Regions from separate parts of the Homo sapiens genome. Here region 1 is linked to region 2. Evidence: chromatin loops called from intact Hi-C (ENCODE). Cell type or tissue: Caco-2. All regions are shown on one strand. Each heading gives the region's core, and the rest is flanking DNA. Links, peaks and the distances in the headings are about the cores only.

What was found. A loop is a pair of places that touch in the nucleus more often than their neighbours do. Peaks named below come from ENCODE experiments on the same cell type or tissue, not always from the same donor. Only the 100,000 strongest peaks of a DNase experiment are listed, where the experiment ranks them.
Region 1: a loop joins it to region 2, with 3 times the contacts of the local background. A loop is called at or near these places in 28 of 110 quality-filtered maps.

What each region holds. Positions count from the first base shown.
Region 1 is chr11:63,487,434-63,495,770 of GRCh38, reverse strand. PLAAT5 (phospholipase A and acyltransferase 5) reads left to right here and starts at 4,604. Exons shown (of 6, transcript NM_001146729.2): 1 at 4,604-4,884; 2 at 5,438-5,528; 3 at 6,795-6,900. The coding sequence starts at 4,737. LOC124902684 (a long non-coding RNA gene) reads right to left here and starts at 303. Exons shown (of 2, transcript XR_007062702.1): 1 at 162-303. It also overlaps the pseudogene LOC124902822. In Caco-2, for the core only: no CTCF peak of the experiment used is centred there; a DNase peak (open chromatin) is centred at 3,830; H3K4me3 peaks cover 628 bases.
Region 2 is chr11:63,619,199-63,627,535 of GRCh38, reverse strand. It overlaps ATL3 (atlastin GTPase 3), which reads left to right. Exons shown (of 13, transcript NM_015459.5): 13 at 1-3,449. The region is part of intron 1 of LNCROPM (lncRNA regulator of PLAAT3 mediated phospholipid metabolism); the gene reads right to left. Among named protein-coding and RNA genes, the nearest start is that of LNCROPM, 7.1 kb to the right of the region's middle. In Caco-2, for the core only: no CTCF peak of the experiment used is centred there; DNase peaks (open chromatin) are centred at 5,075 and 7,375.

The sequences.
Region 1 (8,337 bases), core at 269-8,268, 130 kb after region 2:
GCCATAATTAATGTTAAGCTTTTGATTCCATATCCTACTAATGGCAGGTGAGATGCATGGCTAAGGGCCTGGATGTGGGGAGCACGGTTTGCTCCTTTGGGCACCCTCCCTCCCACTGCAGTACCCTGGAATAGAAGGATGACAGGGGCTACTATGTCTACCTCAAAGACACCACCTCTTCCTCCCTTTGCAGTTGGGAGCATGGAGAAGGGACAGAGGTGATAGATTCTAGTGTGCCGTGGGACAGTCCATGGACTCCCTCCAGCTCTGCGTAGTTCTCTTGTGCTGGGGGCCTTTGTGTATGTGGTCTCCATAGAGACAGTGTGCAGGCAAAGTTCTTTCATTCCAACACTCTCTGCCACTGAGGACTCTCACCCCCCACCGCCAGAGAGGCACCTGGGTCTCCCTTTGGGCGTGTCAAAAGAAAGACAAATTAAATTGAACATAGTTTAAATGAGCAAATAATTTATGAATCAGGCAACCTGTCGAATCACAGGAGATTCAGAGACACTCCAGTGATACTGCATTGTCGAAGATGATTTATGGTCAGAAAAAGGAAAGTGATATACAGAAACAAGTGAGGTACAGCAACAGCTGGACGGGTTACAGCTTGGCATTTGCCTTATTTGAACATGATTTGAACAGTTGGCTAAAACTCGGTGGCTGGCACAAGAGTAGGTTATAGTCTGTTTACACATCCAGTTAAGTTACATTTCACTATGTACAGAGAAACCTTTAGGCTGAACTTAAAATACGTAAGGAGGCAGCTTTAGGCTAAGCTTAATTTAACAGGCCTTTCCAGAATTAGAAGTCCTTCTGCTTCTCCATCTCAGCTCCTCCACATGGTGTCACAGGAAGCACTGAGGTCCTCATCTCAGCACCGTGAGAACCAGCAGTTAATCACCAATAGAACTTCACTATAGGACCTTCAAGGCCCATCTGTATTTTGGGAAGAAAGGTGACCTCAGACAGAAGGTTTGTGATGCAAGAAGGAATGATGAGCAAAGGTGGTGGCAAACATATAGGCAAATCTAAAAGAATGTCTGCCTAATATAATAATGGTAATAATAATGTGAATTGGGGATTAAAAAGGGGCAGACTAAAATAGCATGGGTAGGAAAGATTAGAGTGAAAGTGTTCCAAGGTCCTTACATTGTTTCAGAGGATTGTTTAGGATATTAATTTTAGACTTAAGCATACATGTTAAAATTTCAAGGGCAATAAGTAAAAGAATACAGTGTAAACTTCCAAATAAGTAGAGGGAAAATGCAATATACTAAGATTAGATATTTATGAAGAATATTAGAAGAATTCATTGAAAGGTTTTAAAACCTAACAATAGAGAGATAGAATACATTATTAACTGAAAGAAACAATTTTGTAAAGATGCCAAAATTGCCAAGCTGATTTATTGATTTACTGTAATTCCAAGCAAAATGCCAATAGGGTATTTTGAGCAACTTGACAAACTAGTTTTGCAATTTATAATGAAAGGCAAAAGCTCAAGCATGGTTGAGAAGTTCCTGAGGAAGAATAAGTAAGGAGGGATCTTGAGATATTTGTACATCAAGATTTATCATAAAGATGTAGCAATTAAAACCACATGATAGTAGCACAAAGACAGATACATTTATCAGTGATACTGAATAGAGTCAACAGTATTCCTGCTCTTTCAAAGCATTATGCAGGACAGAGGTGGCCTTGTTCATCTATGAAGAAGTGGAAACTATCAACAAGTGATGCTGAGACAGTTATTCATATGAGGAAAAATGAAGTTGGATCCCTGCCTCCCACATATACAAAAATCAATTCCAAATGGATTAGCGAAAAAGGCAAAATTTAAAAACATTTTCAAGAAAATATAGGAGACTATCTGGCCAGGCACGGTGGCTCACGCCTGTAATCCCAGTACTTGGGAGGCCAAGGCAGGCAGATCATGAGGTCAGGAGATCGAGACCATCCTGGTTAACATGGTGAAACCCTGTCTCTACTAAAAATACAAAAAAAAAAAAAAAAAAAAAAAGAAAATTAGCTGGCCATGGTGGTGGGCGTCTGTAGTCCCAGCTACTCAGGAGGCTGAGGCAGGAGAATGGCGTGAACCCGGGAGGCAGAGCTTGCAGTGAGCCAAGATAGCACCACTGCACTCCAGCCTGGGCGACAGAGCAAGACTCCATCTCCAAAAAAAAAAAAAAAAAAAAAAAAAAAGAAAATATAAGAGAATGTTTTCTGAATTCAGGGCAAGAAAGACTTCATGAAAAGATAGGGAGCTGACCACAAAAGAAAAGACATGAATTCTACTTGTCAGAAGACATCATGAAGAAAGTGAAAAGACAAGCCATGAACTGCAAGAAAATGTGTGTAAACAAGTATAACTGACTAAAGATGAGTATCAAGAATATACAAAGAGCTCTACAAATCAAAAAGAACACAACTCCAAAGAAAAATGGGCAAAGGACATGAACAGACACTTTTAAAAAGAGGGAATGTGATAAATATATGTAAAGGTCTCAACTTTATTAGTGATCAGGGAAATGCAAATTAAAACGCTGGTGAAATACTATTTTACATTCACTCACCTGGAAAAATCAAGAAGTGTGACAATACTAAGTGTTGGTGAGGATGTAAATTAATAAATCTTACCCATTGCTGGTAGAAGTGAAATTGGGACCACCAATTGGGGAAATAGTTCTAGTGTTTTATTGTAAAGTTGGATATTTGTATATACTCCTAGGTATTACATCTTGTGTGATGTCTGCATGCATACACCAGGATACAAATTGGGTTCTTCTCAATTGTTTCCAACCCCAAATTGAAAAAAAAAAAAAAAAAAAAAAGAACCAACAAATCACCAAGTGGCTTTATCACTAGGTCAATAAATTGTGGTATAGCCACATAGTGGAATATTTTACTGCAGTGAAAATGAATTACAGGACTATACAGCACTGTGTATGTATTATAGAAACAACTTTGAAAGAAGAAAATTGCAGAAGAGAACTTAACAGCATGATACCATTTGTCTTAGTCCATTTGGGCTGCTATAACAAAATACCATACGCTGGGTGGCTTATAAACAACAACAATTTATTTCTCACAGTTCTGGAGGCTGGGAAGTCCAAGATCAAGGCACCAGCAGATTCCTGTCTTGTGAGGGACTGGTCTCAGCAACTGCTGTGTTCTCACATGGTGGAAGTGGCTAGGTAGCTCTGCAGGACCTCCTTTATAAGGGCTCTTATGAATCCCACTCATGACCAAAGGGCCCATCTCCTGATACCATCACTTTGGGGGTTAGAATTCTAGCACATGAATTTTATGGAGTCACAAACACCCAGACCATAGCACCATTTTTATAAAGTTTCAGAGAAGCAAAACAAAGTGATGTATTAGGGATACAAAGAAGCGATTTAAAAAACTATTTTAAAAAGTGAGGGTATGACAGACACAAAGGTCAGGATAGACGTTGGGCGTGCAGAGGGAGAAGGGATAAGGAAGGAATCCATAGGTGGGGAGCATCTGTACTAGGAATGTTCCATTTCTTACGTAGGATGGTTTTGTCATGGGTAGTAATTACATTATGTTTCCTAACTGTGTGCGAGAGAGAAGGAAAGAGAAAATCAGTTGGGGAAGACTCAATGCAGAAGCGGCCTGCCTGAAAAGTCACAGCAACAGGCAAAAATAAAACAACCTGGTAAAAAACTCAGGCTCCACCTGCACACAGATAAGCAGACAGGGTCCAGCACAGAAGCCTTTTGTTCTTTGTATAATTAGGGAGCTCCCAGGAAAGTTTTCTCCCCTTTTCAGGCATATACATGGTGGGAACTTTCACAGGGAGGAGGGGGGCTTACCTAAAACAAACCCACAGTTATGCAAACAAAAAAGGCGGTGCTTTGTGCTTGCATAGATACATAACCACAGCTGCGTAAGACAGCTTTACTGATAAGAGAAGTTACTCAAACTACTACAGAGATAAGAGATTTTCTTGCAAAAGCTTTTGAATTCAGCTGTAACAGGGCAATCCACTTGCATACTCAGCTCACTGTGGAGAGCTTTCTTCTTTCGCTTATTAAACTTTCGCTCCCACCTCACCTTATGTCCCGTTCCTTAATTTTCTTGGAGTAGGACAAAGAATCCCGGGTATCAGTCCAGACAAGGAGAAACTGCTACATTAAGGTACATTGGCAAGACTGCAACATGTGTATTCCATGTACTTTTTCATAAGTTATCTATTACGTAAGTGTAGATTTCATTTTCTATATATTTTTAAAAATAAAACAACTCTGAATTGTTCAAGATTTTAACCCCTGATTGTGCCTCCCAAGGCTTCCTAATCTGGTCTCCATTTACCCCTCCAAGTCACGCCTCTGTTCCAAACCGTTCAGCTTCTCCAGCCACTTTAGGCACCACCTCTGAGCCTTTGCTGTTTCCATGACCTTCCCCAAAACGAATAACCTCCTTCGCCCCTCTCCGCCTAAAAGACCCACAGATTCCCGGGCCTCTAAGCGCCCCGTTTCGTCCCATTCTGTTCTCGGACGCGCTCACTGCGCCCGCGCCACTGTCGCCACCCCGCGCGCCTCTGCCGTTTGCAGCCCGCGGCGCTTTCCCCTCCGCGGTTCCTCCCCGAGCCGCCCCCAGTGCCCAAGCTTCCGCGGCTCCGCCGACCAGGGGCCGCGCCGACTGGGAACTCGCCAGGGGCGTAGTCCCCTGCAAGGCCTGGGGGCCGGCGAGGCCGCAGAGGCGGGATGGGCCTGAGCCCGGGCGCCGAGGGGGAGTACGCGCTCCGCCTCCCTAGGATTCCCCCACCCCTCCCCAAACCCGCCTCGCGAACCGCCAGTACCGGGCCCAAGGACCAGCCGCCTGCGCTCAGACGTTCAGCTGTGCCCCACTCAGGTCAGCCCCAAGAATGCGGCTGAAGGACAATCCGCAATTGTCCTTCAGGTCCCAGCGGGCGGTTACCCTCAAAGCTCCTTTTCTTAAGACATTTGGCGATTGTGTTGTCTGTTAGCCATCATGAGCGAGTATTTCAGAACGACCGCTTGTTATAAAGCTAATCAAAGCGAGCCAGGCAGCCACTCCCTCCTTCCCGCTATATCTCATATGGAAGTGAGGCAGTGGTGGCAGCTCCGGAGGGTGGTGTTAAGACCGGCTCTGGCTCGGCAGAGGTTCCTCCCATCGGGCTTAGGATAGAGGCGAGGCGCCCTTCTTCATCCTCTCCCCGATTCCGTTCCCAGGAATCCCAAAGTCTCTCTTTGGCAGAGGAACTGAACCCGCTCCAGCACCTAGTTCCACAACCCTCTCCATTCATCCCAAGATTTTCTGAGGCCTAACCAGGGGCCAGGCACGATGCTAGACTAGAGCTCTGAGCCCACTCTCCGTAGCGGTCAAGGTGCTTGCTCGAACTCTCCTTTCACAGGTCTAAATAGCATTTCCCCCCTTGAATTAGAAGAATCCGTGGGATTCGCAGCGTTGGTCCAGCTCCCAGCCAAGCAGCCTCCGCCGGGCACATTAGAACAGGGCAGAAGCATCCAGCAAGGGTAAGAAGATTGTAAGGTTGGGGTCTTTGGGTGGAAGAAATCTTTTGGAGAATTGACTTGGAATGCAGTTCTGTAAAACAAACCCAGAGGTGGTTTTTGTGTGAACCAGCCAGCCGGTACCCAGCAAGGGGAAGGCTGGTGTGATCCTGGGTGATAACAGATGGTACTGGGCTTGGGACCTGCTGGCCACAGGCATGCGTTGCAGCTGTTTCTAGCCACAAGGCCATTCTCTAGACCCCAGAGAAATGAATGGCTTTAGCAGGAGGCTTACAGTATTGTCCTTGGTCTCACTAATCAGTGAACAATGAGTCGGCCTTTGGCAGATTTCCTGAATTCACTTTCATTAACAACATGATGATTGCTGCTTTAAAAAATTCCGAGGGGCTGAAATTTTGGAGAGGAGCTCTACTGAAAATGAGGGGTGTCCCCTCTGCCCCACACACTATTTTTTTCTGGAGAAGAGTTTAAAGCATGGGAAAAGGTAAAGAAAAAGTCATTTCTGAGTTGGTGGTATACCAGATGTTTACATGTGCTGTGTCCTTTCACCTTCTTGACCACTGTGAGACACATTTTCATCTCTATTTTTAAAGATAATCAAGCTGAGAGTCAGACATTAATTTACTAGCTCAAGGTGGGACAGCAATCATGAAAGCTAGGATTCAAACCTAGATCTTTTGGCTTCGAAGTATTTTACTCTACTATACTACCTTAATTTAATATGCTTGAAAGCATATTCTTGCCTTTCATTTCTGTCCTCTCCTGTAACATTTTGTTTCAAGGGAGAAATATACTGATTTCATTCATATTACTTGCAGTTGCAGTGTTGTGGCTTATCAAGCTTTCTTAGAAATCTGGGGCTAATTATTGGAAGAAAGAGTTCAAGGGGTTTGCCTCTGGGCAGTAGGGCTGGGATGAAAAGGGAAAGGAGGAAGGCTCCTTGCATTTCATTATAAATTCTTATGTACTGGAAACCATGTGCAAGTATCACTTTGATAAACATTAAAAAGACATTATTAGCAAATTAAAAAATAAAAACCCCCAAAACTGCTTCTTGCTATCATTAGCATTTGAACAATTGTCAGAAAACCAGCAAACAGCAATTCTTTTGTATGAAAGCTAATGGGTTCACAGAAACAAACGGGGGGAAATGTTCCCTACAGTCTCCAAACCAAAAGCCATCTTAAAAATCACAAATCTGTAATACAGATTTTCCAATAATTATGAAATAGTGATATTTGTTAACTTTGTGATTGCAAAATCATTTAGGGAGAAGGCTGTAGTTAGCTTGGAGACCACACCCAGCCAGAAAGCAGACTGGAGTTCAATTCCAAAGCCTGAGAATGAAGGCAAGTTAATAAAGCAAGCAGCTGAGGTAGGTGTAACAAGAATTCTCAAAGTGACTATCTTTAACCTCCTGGCAACTTCTCTACATATTGTATTTTACTTTGTTTCTAGGGGTGTCCAATCTTTAGGCTTCCCTGGGCCACACTGGAAGAAGAAACGTCTTGGGCCACACATAAAATACACTAACACTGACGATAGCTGTTGAGCTTAAAAAAAAAAAAAACCCACAAAAAAGTCTCATAATGTTTTAATAAAGTTTACAAATTTGTGTTGGGCCACATTCAAAGCTGTCCTGGGCTGTATGTGGCCTGTGGGCTGCGGGTTGGACAAACTTGGTTTAGATGGTCTAATAAATATCCTGATTTGGGATGTTGGTTATGCTTTGTTTTAAAGCAGTTTTATTGAGGTGTAATTGACATATAGTAAACTCCACATATCTAAAATATACAATTTGATAAATTTGGCATATATATATGCCAGTGAAGTGTATAGTTTGATACATTTTGACATCTATATATATATCCTGTCAAATCTTCACCACAATCAAGATAATGAATAATCTCTGTCATTTACAAAAGTTTCTTTGTGCCTTTTGTAATCCCTCTCTCTTCCCATACCACTCCCATCCCCAGGCAACAACTGATATGCTTTTTGTCACCATAGATGTGTTCACATTTTTAGAGATTTATATGAAATCATATTGTATGTGCACTTCTTTGTCTGTCTCCTTCATATAACTATATATATTTTTTTCGAGATGGAGTCTCGCTCTGTCGCCCAGGCTGGAGTGCAGTGGCGTGATCTTGGCTCACTGCAAGCTCTGCCTCTTGGGCTCACGCCATTCTCCTGCCTCAGCCTCCCGAGTAGCTGGGACTAGAGGCACCTGCCACCATGCCCGGCTAATTTTTTGTATTTTTGGTAGAGACGGGGTTTCACTGTGTTAGCCAGGATGGTCTCGATCTCCCGACCTCATGATCCTCCCGCCTCGGCTTCCCAAAGTGTTGGGATTACAGGCATGAGCCACTGCAGCCAGCCCATATAACTATTTTGACTGACATCCATGTTGTTGCTTTTTATCAACAGTTCATTCCTTTTTATTACTGAGCAGTATTTCATTGTATGGATATACCACTCTTGTTTATGTGTTCACCTGTTGATTGAGCATTTGAGTTGTTACTAGTTTTTGACTATCACAAATCTGCTTGAACATTTATGTACGAGTCTTTGTGCAGACTGTATATTTTTTCCTCTTGGGTGAATATGTAGGAATGAAATGGCTAGGTCATGTGGTAGATGTATATTTAATTTACTGTTTTCCTTAACATTTTTTTTTTCTTTTTTGGGGCTTTCCAAGCCTGCCAGACAAATTCTAAAAGAGCTCTAACCTTAACTTACTGTTTTCCACAGTGGTTGTATCATTTTACATTCCTACCAGCAGTTTATAAGAGTTCCAGTTCATCAGCAT
Region 2 (8,337 bases), core at 114-8,113:
GTATGAATGGAAGGTAGAAAAAAAGTCCCTTTTCGCATGTAATCTCTTTATCAAAGAATTTTCTTTTGACACTTTACCACTGAAGTATTTTTGTAAGTCCTAAATTCGCAGCATATTGTTTCATATTTATATGCCATCTTGCAAATAGTTCTTGCTATTTTATTCACTGCTGTTACACTTTAGAAAAATTCCAGCTTGTTTACTTGCATTTATCAGTGATGCCAACCAAGCTTTGACTGTTAACTTGAAAGCTTGCTTCTGAAATGTTGGTGCATTTTCAGGTGACCTCTTATCTCTCTGAAAGTTCATACCTATTAGCAGGCTCTGTAAATATTGACATACTTAGCTTTTAATACATTCTATAAGTAAATTTATAGATTTCAGAATAACTTAAAAAATTTAATGGTAAGAAGGGGTGATGTGTCGAAAACTCATACTAAAGTATTAGGTCACTTTAAAAAAAGTGATAATGTATGATTTAATGAAATCTTAAGATTCAGTTACTATTTAAATTCACCATTTCTGTTTTGGTCTTATAAAGAGACCTTGGTTTAATTATCCAGAGGAAGTCCTCTTCACCATTTTTTTTTTTTCTTAGTTCTGCTTCTGGAAAGTGTTTTATAAAGTTTTCTCAGTGAGGGTTCTTAAGAGTTTTCTTTGGCCTCTTTTCTCTCAACAGTAAATTGATGATTTTATATCAGCTTTTTCAATAAAAGATGCATTATCATTACTGGCTATAAATCATCCTGGGGAGATTTATAACCAGGTTAAAAATAATATCTTTTACTTCTCTCACCTTTTACTTGTGGTTCAGATGCTCAGACTGTGCCTGTTTGCGTCGTGTCTGTTGCTCTGCCGCTTTCCATGCAGGCATTTTTAATTTTACACAATCCTAACAATATATGGAACTCATTCCTATGAATATATAAAAGGAGGCTTCCAAAATTTTCTATTAAAATATTTCAGGATAAATTAAGTGTTGATAATTTGAAAAAATAATTTCAATGAGCTGCTTATAGTAAAAATGGTAGAATCAGAGTTTTCATTCTTTGAGAAATCTTTCTGTAAGATTGGCTCATAGATAAAATGAGACAAACTACTATGTATGATAAAACACCTTCAGAGTCATGCCTTGTTTTATTTTATTTTATTTTTTGAGACAGAGGTCTCGCTCTGTCGCCCAGGTTGGAGTGCAGTGGTGCAATCTCGCTCACTGCAACCTCCACCTCCCAGGTTCAAGCGATTCTCCTGTCTCAGCTTCCTGAGTAGCTGGGACTACAGGTGTACACCACCACGCCTGGCTAATTTTTGTTTTTTTACTAGAGGTGGGGTTTTGCCATGTTGGCCAGGCTGGTCTCAAACTCCTGACCTCAGGTGATCCACTCCCCCCAGCCTCCCAAAGTGCTGGGATTACAGGCATGAGCCACCCCGCCCAGCTGAGTCATGCCTTATTTTCGTAGTATACCAAGAAATGTTCTATGGAAGTTTACGTTTTAACACCTCTTTTATACTTGGTAAAATTGCCTGTGTTTCGCTTTATTCCTTTTTTTTTTTGAGACGGACTCTTGTACTGTCACCCAGGCTGAAGTGCAGTGGCGCAATCTTGGCTCACTACAACCTCCGCCTCCTGGGTTCAAGTGATTCTTTTGCCTCAGCCTCCCAAGTAGCAGGGATTACAGGCATGTGCCACCACACCCGGCTTATTTTTGTATTTTTAGTAGAGACAGGGCTTCGCCATGTTGACCAGGCTGGTCTCAACTCCTCTGGGAATCCGCCTGTCTTGGCCTTCCAGGGTGCTGGGATTACAGGCGTGAGCCACTGGAACCTGGCCTTGTTTTGCTTTATTTTTTCTCTTACATGAAGTAAAGCGCTTTGGTCAAACACACAAAAATACTGCCTTGTACTGGTGGTTGGTTTCATTAGTGGATCACACACAGTGTTCTACTTGGCTTGTAAAATGGTGCCTTGGATAGGGTGAGTTTGGATAAGTATGTATGTATGTATGAGTTATAGCAAAATTAAGTAGATTGAATCAAGTCCATGCAAAAGCAATAAAACAGTTTTAATTTTTTAATTTTTTAAAAATTAAAACTTTAATAAAACAGTTTTTAATTTTTTGCTAGGTTCTTTTAAAAAATGATGTAACTTACATGGAAGTCTTCACAGGACTTTTTTCTTTCCTGGAACTATTGAAATGTAATTTAGGATGATTTGATCTTCCATCTCAAGTTGTCAACATGGCTGTGTCATTCTGGCTTACATATGTTTTATTTAACAAAATTCTAGTCAAGGGATAAGGGCATAATGAAGACAAGCTTCAGTTATGAAAGTACAAACTATTTGTGTGATTAATTTTTAAAAATGACATTAAGAAGCCCATTGTAAAATAATATTTGCAGTCAAATGGTTTTTCTTGCTGTAAGTCCTGTTGTAGCTATGTTTAGGGTAGTGGTTCTCATCTACCTTGGAGTGCATAAGACTTACCTAGCAGGCTTGTTTAAAAAGTTCAGATTCCTAGCTTTGTACCCAGGGATTGCCTCAGGTGGTATGGGCTGTGGTCCTGGAGTCATCACTTTTATAAATAGTGGTTCAGAGACCACAGAGAGAGACTGCTTCATCGAATGGGAAGTACCAAGGAGAAAGTACAATTCAGTATTGTCTGGAGGCAAGTGGACACTTTGTACCTGAGGTTTAGAATAGGTGGTCTCTTGCCAGTACAATCCCCAGGCGTTTTCTGTGTTCAGAAGTAGTAAGAATGCCTTTAATTCAGAGGATTATCTAAGCTCTTTAAAGCTGTTTTTCTCCATTGTCATAGTGCCTTCTCTGAAAAATGAATGTACAGGTATCCTATTTTCTAATGTAATTAGGATTTTTTAAAAGCAATTTTTGATAGTTTTTCTTTTAAAAAGTAAAATTCAGCACTGTGACTTGAACCCCCAAATCTTTCACATACAGGTGAAACATTAAGCCACAAATAAAAATAATGAACAAGAAAGAAGACAAGATCCTAATTCCTGTCATTAGTGACCTAAGTACCCCATATCAGAAACTTTGCAAAACAGATCTAGGGACAGAAGGGCTTTGAAAGACATTTTTCTTTGGGGCAAATTTCGTGTGCCAGAACTACAGTTTAAATGTTTTTATGAGCAAGGGAAGGTAGCATTGATTCCCATAGCTTTCTAATTAGATACATGCTGTCATGGATGTAAGCCTTAAAGGAGTTAATACTAATCTTGTACATACACAAATTTTCCTCAGGTTTTTTTATTTTAAAAAATGATTTGTTAAAAGTACTGTCTGCTAGACCCTTGCCTTTGAGTGGCTTTGAAACTTAATATAGTTTTTAAAAAGTGCAATGGGATGAGATTATGCTATTAGTATATTAAAAGCATGTTTCTGTTTTACTCCAATTTGTAAGATCATTTAATGGAATAAAGATCACAACACCATGTTATCTGTGTTTTCTTTCTCTGTGTTTTTAATATGGGAGGTTCTGTGAAATAGTTTGGCTTGGCAAAGTGAATAAGACTTCTGACGGGATAGTGGCAATGTGGTTTGAGTTAGCTTTCTCTGTCCTACAAAACGACACTGAACAAGTGTCTTACTAGCATAGTCCTGGAGAAGGCTCTATTGTTGGCAGGGTTGCTTAAAAGTGAGCACAAGGGCCAGGTGTCGTGGCTCACTCCTGTAATCAGCACTTTGGGAGGCTGAGGTGGGAGAAATGCTTGAGCCCAGGAATTTGAGACCAGCTTGGGCAACATATGGAGACACTTTCCACCTCTGTCTCTACAAAATAAAAGTGCATAGTGGCACCCACCTGTAGTCCTAGCTACTCGGGAGGCTGAGGCAGGATGATCACTTGAGCCCAAGAGTTTTGAGACCAGCTTGGGCAACATATGGAGACACCTTCCACCCCGTCTCTGGAAAAAACAAAAAACAAACCCAGGCATGACGGTGCGCACCTGTAGTCCTAGCTGCTCTGGAGGCTGAGGCAGGATGATCACTTGAGCCCAGGAGTTGGAGGCAGCAGTGAATTACGGTCCCATCACTGTACTGCAGCCTGGGCAACAGCAAGACCCTGTCTCTCAAAAAAAATTACGCAAATTTCATTTACAGTAACATGGACTTGTGAAGACCTCTGAATTTGTAGCACTTTCATTTAGTTGCCCCATCTGGAGCCAGCTGATTAAACAGTTGCTCTTCAGGGGTGGGGGCAGGGAACGTAAATCTCTACTTAAAGCTTTCTCTTTCACTGATGGACACAGTGAGGAGATTGAATTGAACTTCTCAAATACGACAAATAGCTAGACATACCCCATTTAGCCCTACAGTAAAAAGATTTCTTCCCAAGTTGGAAACACTGGGTGGGATCAGCAGACTTTCTCTATCCAACCATCCATCCCTGGTTGTTACCATGTGTCAGGTGCTTTGCCAGGTGCTGCCCTTGAGTTCATCACAGTTTAGCAGGGAAGGGGCAAACTCAGAGGCTGATGATGTGAAGAGTATGGTGAAAACAAAGATTCAGGACTTGGGTGCCACCATCTACACTGATGTGTAGACGCTCTCAGCATAAACTGGGGAGAAGGAAGGACCAGGGTGACGAATGCGGTCCTGTATAGATGGGGAGCAGTCAAGCAAGCTGGCTTGTCTTTGGCGCATTGACATTCTTGCTTTTGATTATCATATATCACTTTGCAAAAGACAAGTCCAACTCTAATTAGCTTAAAGAAGGAAAAAATTGTTAACTGGGAAAAAGTTTCTTGTAATCGGACATATAGGGGTAAAGCTGACATCAGGCACTGGAGGAACTCAAATGTCAACAGGGCTCTTATTTCAGTGTTCAGTGACCTATTTATCTGCTGTTGCAGATAGGTTTCCTCCATGCCCCAGGGGAGGACAGGCACCAGTGGTTCCAGGTTTATGTCATCCCACTTTAATGTGCCCTGAGGAAACAGGCTTTTTTTTTTTTTGAGCTACCTATGAAAAAACACGTGTGTATATCTCCATTCCAGAGAAGGCTTCTGATTTGTTTGGCTTGAGTCATGCTCCTTCCATGGTCAACACTAGCCTGGCCTCTGAGGCATTATAACCAGCCAGACCTAGGGTGCAGGTGTCTGTAGTCAGAGTGATGACCACGTGCTATGACTGACAGCTCCACCAGAACCACATGGAGTCACCAAATGAAAGACTGCTGGGCAGACCAAAACAAATAATCCATTACAGATAACCAATTCCAGTTAACAATGGCCATTGAACAACAAGAGACACAAAACCTGGACATTTCCCAGGTTAAAGGTTCTGGAATTTTTTTGTTGTTGTTGTTTGTTTCTCTGAGACTGAGTCTTGCTCTGTCGTCAAGGCTGGAGTGCAGTGGTGCAATCTTGGCTCATTGTAACCTCCGCCTCCCGGGTTCAAGCGATTCTCCTGCTTCAGTCTCCTGAGTAGCTGGGATTACAGGCGCCCGCTGCCATGCCCAGTTAATTTTTGTATTTTTGGTAGAGGCGGGATTTCGCCATGTTGGCCAGGCTGGTCTTGAACTCCTGACCTCATGTGATCCACCCACCTTGGCCTCCCAACGTGCTGGGATTACAGGCGTGAGCCACCAGTCCTGGCCTTCTGGAATGTTTTATTTTTATTTTTATCTTATTTTTTTTGAGACAGAGTCTCGCTCTGTGCCTAGGCTGGAGTGCAGTGGCTCAATCTCGGCTCACTGCAACCTATGCCTCCCGGGTTCAAGCGATTCTCTTGCCTCAGCCTCCTGAGTAGCTGGAATTACAGGCACGCACCACCATGCTAATTTTTGTATTTTTAGTAGAGATGGGGTTTCACCGTGTTGGTCAGGCTGGTCTCGAACTCCTGACCTTGTGATCCGCCCGCCTCAGCCTCCCAAAGTGCTGGGATTACAGGCGTGAGCCACCGTGCCCAGCCTCTAGAATGTTTTTTTTAAAGAGAAGGTAGAGATGGTTATGCTGCACATTTAGGCAGTGGAAGCTCTTCAGGGCATTTCAATAGGGATTTGTTCTCTTTCCTCTTCAGTAGGACTTGGGTTTCAAAGGGGATTCAGAAGGAAGTTATACTTCACTTTTGGTTTCTTTCATAAAAGCCTGATTTTTCTGGTCAGAGGAAACTATCAAAATTGGCATAGTCACATGTTTTACACCTGTGAAAACCCTGCATTCAGCTGGCTGGTGGAGCACTTGAGACATACTCCCATTTTGAATGTTGTCATGTTGTGAAATTTGTGGTTTCTGTTCCTTGTTGTGAACTTTGTGGATTCTGTTCCTTGTGTGCAAAGAAGCATTGCAAACAGCTTCCCTTTAAATGCAGTTTCCCTAAAAAAAAAAAAAAAAAAACAAAATGCAGTTTCCCTGTTCACTTTCTCTCGTCACCCTTGCACCCTTTCTTTCTCCTGCCCTGGCCTTCCTGTGTGTCACCCAGCTTGCTCAGATTCCCCATTGGGCCTATTAGGCCTGCAAAGCAAATTAGCCTGTGCAATTTTCTCCCACCTGCTCAGCTATTCCTCCTCAGAGAGTCAGCAAAACAATGGATTCTGGAGGATCCATCTATCCTCCTTAGAAGGCAGAGAATGGAGAGATTACAAATACTTAAAAACTGGCCAGGCATGGTGGCTCATGCCTGTAATCCCAGCACTTTGGGAGGCTGAGGCAGGCAGATCATCTGAGTTCAGGAATTCGAGACCAGCCTGGCCAAAATGATAAAACCCTGTCTGTACTAAAAATACAAAAATTAGGCGTGGTAGCGTGGGCCTGTAATCCCAGCTACTTGGGAGACTGAGGCAGGAGAATCGCTTGAACCTGGGAGGCGCAGGTTGCAGTGAGCTGAGATCATGCCACTGCACTCCAACACTCTAGTCTGGGAGACATAGCAAGACTCCGTCTCAAAAAAAAAAAAAAATTAATAGTTTCCTCCTTATCACAAGAGGAATGGGGCTTCATAGCCATGCTATGCAGAAAAGCCTGGAAGCTTTGGAGGTGGACACTAGTTGGATCCTGGCATCACAGTCCACCTGTCCACCTGCTCTGTGCGGGGGGTAAGGACCGTCTTGTTGGTGATGGTGTGGCATCATGGGGCAGTTTCTCAGTAAGTCCCGGGGCCTTTCTTAGAGAGCTCCTCTTTTGAGAACTGTGTGAGAAGTGAAAATACATAGCCCTCAGTACTGTTCCCCCTTCCCAGTATGATTTTTTTTTGGTTTTGTTTTGCTTTTTTTCTGGCACAGCAACAGGAAAAGATAAGGGAGGTGACATCTGGGTGCTTCTGGAAGCAGAGGGTGAGGAAAGGCAGAAGTCAGCCCGGCTGCCTCAAAACCGAACCTGTCCATCCTGGGTTTGGATGACCTTATAGTCAGTCCCTGGCTCAGGGTGCTCCGTAATTTGTTTGATGAGTGATAAGGCACATAAAGCTATGGTATTTATATTGCCTCTGAGTCTCCTTGTCAGAAAGCTGGTGAAGATCATGTGATGTTGATGGGCACATACCTATTCTCATGTTAATAACAGCCACCGTGTGTTGTGTGAGGATTTACCACGTGCCAGACGTCAGGCTCAGCACTTTATTTTTATTTTATTTTATTTTATTTTATTTTTTGAGACGGAGTCTCCCTCTGTCACCCAGGCTGGAGTGCAGTGGCACGATCTCAGCTCACTGCAAGCTCCGCCTTCCGGGTTCACACCATTCTGCCTCAGCCTCCCAAGTAGCTGGGACTACAGGCGCTGCTACCATTCCAAGCTAATTTTTTGTATTTTTAGTAGAGACGGGGTTTCACCATGTTAGCCAGGATGGTCTCAATCTCCTGACCTCGTGATCTGAGGGCTCAGCACTTTATAAGCATCATTTCATTTGTTGCTCTGTCTTTGGGGAATGTATTTTTTTTTTTACATTTTTTTATTTTGAGACAGAGTCTCACTCTGTTGCCCAGGCTGGAGTGCAGTGGCATATCTCGGCTCACTGCAACCTCCATCTCCCGGGTTCAAGCGATTCTCCTGCCTCAGCCTCTCAAGTAGCTGGGACTACAGGTGTGTGCCACCACACCCGGCTAATTTCCTATTTTTAGTAGAGATGGAGTTTCACCATGTTGGCCAGGATAGTCTCGATCTCTTGACCTCGTGATCCTCCCGCCTCAGCCTCCCAAAGTGCTGGGATTGCAGGCGTGAGCCACTGCGCCCTGCCAGGGAATGTATTCTTAAACATTATACAATATCACTAAGGCCCTATTTTACAGACAAACAGTTCAGAGAAGAAAACATGGCCTGGGCCCTACAACTATTATAGTAAGTGGCAGGGTCAGGATTTGGTCCGGACATCCTGACTGCAAGGCTC